Linked DNA regions of Homo sapiens: region 1 is linked to region 2. A link is a loop called in an ENCODE intact Hi-C map of the cell type or tissue named here. Cell type or tissue: chondrocyte. All regions are shown on one strand. Each heading gives the region's core, and the rest is flanking DNA. Links, peaks and the distances in the headings are about the cores only.

Region 1 (2,928 bases), core at 320-2,819, 410 kb before region 2:
GGTTGGTGCTGGAGAAGAAAACTCTCTACTAAATATAGCTTCAGCACTTTCCTAAATCATTTGTAATTGAGTTGTTGACTATTTAGCCTTTAAATACCAGACCATAGCTCCTTAATGGAGCCCTTTGTTCTCCCCAGCGTCTTACAGTGGGACTGAAGTATTCAATTTTTAGAGGCGGTGGATCTATTTATTACTTGGGTTGTGGTGATGGTAACAGGAGTAAAATTTACATATGTCTAAACTCACCAAATGGGATACATTAATTATGTGCAGTGTTTTGTATGCTAATTATATCTTAATAAAGCTTGGGGAGGGGGAAATCTTTTAGGTTAGAAGGCCTCTCAGATTATGGCATTTCATGTACTTACTGAATTAGCCATTTTTAATATAGGAGTTCCTAAATTACTAACATTTCCAAAAGTGATATTTGATGGCAAAAGTAATATCCTTGTGAAGTATTAAGTGATTTTTATGAAAAAGTCAAATGAGCTGACAGAGCATAATAATTACATTGTCAAAGAATACAAGATTCCGCTTTCTCAAAGCCATCTATATTGCCTGGTTTTGGATGCACAGGCTGTCATCAAGATGGTAAGATTTATTTCTCCTCTAATTGCACCATGGCAGCCGGTATTACACGCAAGATATCTAGGGTGCCCATTGTTCAGAAGTGTGCAAAATCCATGGCATTGCTTATGTACGTGGTTATGTACACAATTAAGAGAATGGCTTGCATGCTGATGGAACTGAAAAATAGAGCTTGTATGAAGTCCTGGGGTGGTGCTGTTCAAATGTTTTAAAATATTTTTAAAAACTGTGATTTATTCATCAGCAGGAAGATTAAAAGCATTTTCCTTCCACAATAGTATGTTCCAGACTCTAAGCTCAGAGGAACTGCTCACCAGAGATGTTTGTCCTTTTTTGTGGAATTTCTGTGGTTTACTTTCTTATGCATTAAGTATGGAGTATGCATTATTAACCCATTATGGGTATATCAAAGTCTGTTTGTGGCCTATTCATATAACCTTGGAAATTTCACACATAAATCATTAGAGAAACGCAATGATCTAATGCTTAGGACCAGGGAGCACAGTCAATAGTTGGCATTGTTCTTTCGAGCTGCTATGTGTGTCATTGGAGGACAACCTGGCTGATCTGCATTTACTCTAACACCTCAAATGCTCATTTCTTTTCAATATCATGTATTTAATGGAATTTACGGGACACCTATGGGGACTACCTTGCTTTTGGCTAAAAACTTGACGCCAACACACAGCAACATATATGTCTCACTCAGTTCTGATGATGCTTTAGAATAGTGCTGGTGAACTAATATTTGTGCTTATGGAAAATTAGAGGACAAAACAAAACCCTAAACTGTGAAGTGACATGCTGAATTGAAATTAATTAGATGCGTCAGTGGGTGGCACCGTAGAGCTTAGTTATTCAGAGTGCAGTTTTCAGCATCGGCTTTCCTAAGTCTGAATCTGAGCTTTGCTGATAACTAGTTGCATGTCTGTGAGTCAGTTAGTTAAGCTACTGTTTCTTCATCTGTAAAATTAGGATTATATTACCTGCTTCATCAGCTACTGTATAAATTAAATGCAATTATCTGAGTAAAGTGTCTGGCATTGCTCTAATTAAGGCTGTGAATGGCACCCTAACTGAAGAATCCTATCACTTACGAAGGCTTCATCACTTTAACACTCATTTGCACCTTGCAGTGTTGAATACTTTTTCTTTCCTCAATCATACTTCGGTAGGCTCTCCCAAATTTTTCACCTATCTCCCATTCATCGTCCTCATCTTGACTTCTAAATGTGTTTCTTTCTCATGCTCTTCTTCTTTTCCATCTTAAATGCTGTTGCTCTCCGGAGCTCACTCTGGATTCTCTTCTCTTCTACCTACTCTCCTTGAGGGGGTCTCATTTACAGTGACACTTCGTGTAATATTAACTCATATACTACTCAGTCAGAGGTCTATATCTATAGCCCACAGCTCTCTCCCTAGAGACCAGTGTCCTCAACTATCTACTGGGCACCTTCACCTAGGGTCTTGAAGTTATCTCCACCACAATGAGTTTGACTAACCCATCCCAAAAACACAACAGATTGCACTGTCTTCTATCTTACTTTCTTTACTGTCTGCCATTTTCACCCAGCCAGTGATGGAAGCCATTAACTTGAGAATCATACTCAATTTCTCTGCTCATCGCCCTCCACATCTAGTCAGTTATAGAGCAGAGCTGATACAACCTCCAGATAGATCTCAATCCCGCCCTCTCCTTCTGAAAATCCTCTCCCAGCTGCCTCCACATCACATCCTCCTAATATCAGTGACCCCTGCAGCCACTTCTCAGTCTCCACTCAAGTAATTTTGTGGAATCTCTCATTATTTTTATGTTGCAAGAAACTTCTAATGGAGTCTCTGTTTCCTAATATTGCCCTTCTCTCTCGGTTTCCTTCTGCAGGAGAACCACTGATTCAAAGATCTTTCTGAAGTTCCTACTTAAAATACTTCAAAGACTTCCAGTAGTCTTTAGGATGAAGAGGAAAAAAATTCCCTTATATTGTGGGCCCTGCAATCCCATAAACTTCCTGACTGAACAGCTAATGTTTTCCTTCTATTTGTAGTTACAGTGCATAATATAGACTGTAATTTGGTTTGGCTCTGTGTCCCCACACAAATCTCATCTCAAGTTGCAATCCCCCGGTGTCAAGGGAAGGGTCTGGTGGGAGATAAATGGATCATAAGGACGGTTCCCCCATGCTGTTCTCATGATAGTGAGTGGGTTCTCACAAGAGCTGATGGTTTTAAAAGTGTGTGGCAGTCTCCGCTTTGCTCTCTCTCTCTCCTGCCACCTTGTGAAGAAGGTACTTGCTTCTCCTTTGCCCTCTGCCATGATTGTAAGTTCCCTGAGGCTTCCCC
Region 2 (2,928 bases), core at 231-2,730:
CACCGTCAAAATAGGAAAGCCATTTCAATCTAAAGCATGAACAATCAAAGTGAAAACATAAGCGTCTGATTTCTCTTTTATCCGGTCAAGTTATGTGGGAGGGGTGTGTATGTGTAAGAGACTACAAGAAAAGGAGATTAAAGACTTTTCCCTGCAGAGAACAAGCTGAGTCAGTGCCGATCAAAGGCTGACATCAAACATACGGCCTCAATAATTGAACCTGCTGTCTGTAAACTCTCATTAGCAAGCAGGAAAGATGATTATTAATTTCTCAGGTAACATATTAACTTTGCCTCATCCTAATTTCTAGGCCTCAGTCACTTTCTACCATGTCATTTTGCTGCTTTTCAAAATCAATTTGCAATTTAATGGTGTGTGTGTGTGTGTGTGTGTGTTTTCATATAATAAAACTCCAGGAAAGGAGATCCATGTCTTCTCCATGAAAAGAACAAGTGGGGCGGGTGTTAATCAAAGGCTGATATCAAACATATGGCCTCAGTAATAAAAACTGCGTTCTGTAAACCTCTTTTCAAGAGGAAGAAGCTTCATTGTGAGTTTCTCAGGCCATGTGTGTTACCCCCATGTCGTTCTAATTTCTAAGCCTCAACATATTCTTTCTTTGCCATCTCAAATTCAATTTGCAATTTAATGTCATGGGGTCTATCAAGTGGTGAGGTCTTCCATGTCCTCAGTCACATAGAAAAACAGAACATTTTGTGCTGGAACCTTGCCCATAAAATACAAATGACATTAAGTCATCAGAATGAAAGAAAATCACATTTCATAAATTTAAGTTTAATCTATATGTAAATTTAGCCAACATTCTTTAGGGTAATAATTCATAAGTATTGATGTTTACACTGCTTGGCAATTTTTTTATTAGTTTAAGTAATGATCTAGATACAAACCACATTCTTTTATTTTACAAAAACAGGCGTTTGGTTGTCTGAAGAGATACAGAAGAGAGACCAATCACTTACTTTCAGACAGACAAAACCACCGAATCCTTTCCTGCGCCATCGAAGAGCTTTGATACCAAAGAGAAAGCTACCAATTTTCGCTAATTTATAATACGTATTTACTCAGAAAAATTTAAGATTCCTCCTAATTCACACTTTTAGTAATTATTCTACTTTAAATAAAAAATAAACAATAACAACCAGAAACAACGAAAAATTGGGATTGTTCAGATAGTTATATTCCAAGAACCAAACAAAATATCTTTTTATTCATTGTATCATAAGAGTCTAGCATATTGATTGTGATGGAGTGACCCTTGCCATCAATAGGTTTTGGATAAATATTGCCTTAGACAGAAGTCTCATGTTTAAAAGCACCTATCAGAGTAACACCAACTGCCATTACAAGTAATTTCCAATATTTCCCTAACATATTAGAAGCTTTTTTTCCTCATTTGTGTGACAGCAGACTATCCTACCATCAGCAAGTCCATGCCCTCAATTCCTTTCATCTTATGGCTACGGCTCCCCCTAGTGCTCATTGTCCTCTGCTTCCATGAGCCAAAGGGGAAAAACAGGGTGGAAAGGACACCACTGCTTCTTAGAAGCCTTGGCCCAGAAGTGATAAACATCGCTTCCTTTCATGTCCATTGCTGAGTGCTAGGCATGTGCTCACACCCCATACCCAGTGTGCTTTCTGGCTGGCCACCTGCTTCCCAGAAAAGTAACATCTTAAGGAGGACTGCACATTTTCATGAACAACCAGACCTGACACAACAAGAATCACAGGATCTTGTCTAATATATAACCACTTTCAAGCCTGGCAGTGGATCAGCATCACCAGAACCTGGAGAGTTTATTCAGAAATATCGACTTCCTGTCCTACGAACCAAGAGATTGTGATTTAATAGGCGTGGTAGAGTCCAAGATTATCCTGCCCAGAGTCACTGAATGCTAATTAATCATCTATCTCCAGTCTGAACCACCACCAAATCCACATTGAAATGCTCACTTTGCTCTGTAACTCGATGTCAACATCATAATCCTGTTTGCCGTTCATGAATCTGCATTTTAAAAAATTATCTGGAAAACAATCATGGCTACACCAGCCTTTTTTGACTGTTTACTAAGTGCCACTAAGTGTTCCAAAGCCTTTATGTGTGCTAGCTTACTTAGCTTAATTCCTTATGTCCCTGTTTTTGTATTTAAGCTTCAAGAAACCCAACTGAAGTAGGTATTATCATCCCCATTTTCTAGAGAAAGATATAGAGGCACAGAAGCACCACGTTGTGCAAATTTATTCTAGAAAGTGTCAGAGCTGATTCAAACCGAAGCAAGCAAACTCTAGAGCTTTTGTCTTCCTCACTTCACTATAACCAGGTGATTCTGAGGGATGTTAAAGTCTGAGAACTATTGAGTCATGAGAGATATGCAAGTGCTTCTGATACAAGTAGTGTTAAAAAAAACACTTGGAGAAACACAAATAAAATTTTTAAATGTTCTTCATTTTTGCTTTCAAACTCAGTATAGATATCTACTCTGAACTCTAGCTGTACATTCAAATACCTTTTCTATGTCATAATTCAACTCTTCATGGCCTAGAACAAACTCAAACTCCCTGCTAATTTCTCTTCCTCCAGCACTCTCTACTTCAAAAAGGACATAACCTTTCCCACAGGGGAGCAGTCTGAAAACCTGGAAATCATCCTCACATGTCTTTCCTGCATCACCCGTTTTGCTGGCATCATGAGTGATTCCTGACACTCTCACCTGCTAAATCTGTCACTACTCTGCTCTTCTCTTCTGCAGTCCTTGCTATCACCATCTCCCCAGGGCTTTGGCAGCAGCCTGGCATCTTGTCTCCCACTTTTTGTCCCCAAGCCATTCTTCATATTGTGGAAAGAGTGATCTTTTCAAACCATGAGAGATGAAACCCCAGATCCTTAATATTTCCTAGAAAAGTCTGCAT

What was found. Hi-C counts contacts between places; a loop is a spot of excess contacts. Peaks named below come from ENCODE experiments on the same cell type or tissue, not always from the same donor. Only the 100,000 strongest peaks of a DNase experiment are listed, where the experiment ranks them.
Region 1: a loop joins it to region 2, with 12 times the contacts of the local background. A loop is called at or near these places in 31 of 110 quality-filtered maps.

What each region holds. Positions count from the first base shown.
Region 1 is chr10:107,408,300-107,411,227 of GRCh38, forward strand. No RefSeq gene overlaps it. Among named protein-coding and RNA genes, the nearest start is that of SORCS1, 250 kb to the left of the region's middle. In chondrocyte, for the core only: a CTCF peak has its summit at 1,411 (motif pointing right); no DNase peak of the experiment used is centred there.
Region 2 is chr10:107,813,492-107,816,419 of GRCh38, forward strand. No RefSeq gene overlaps it. Among named protein-coding and RNA genes, the nearest start is that of LINC01435, 250 kb to the right of the region's middle. In chondrocyte, for the core only: CTCF peaks have their summits at 1,499 (motif pointing left) and 1,705; no DNase peak of the experiment used is centred there.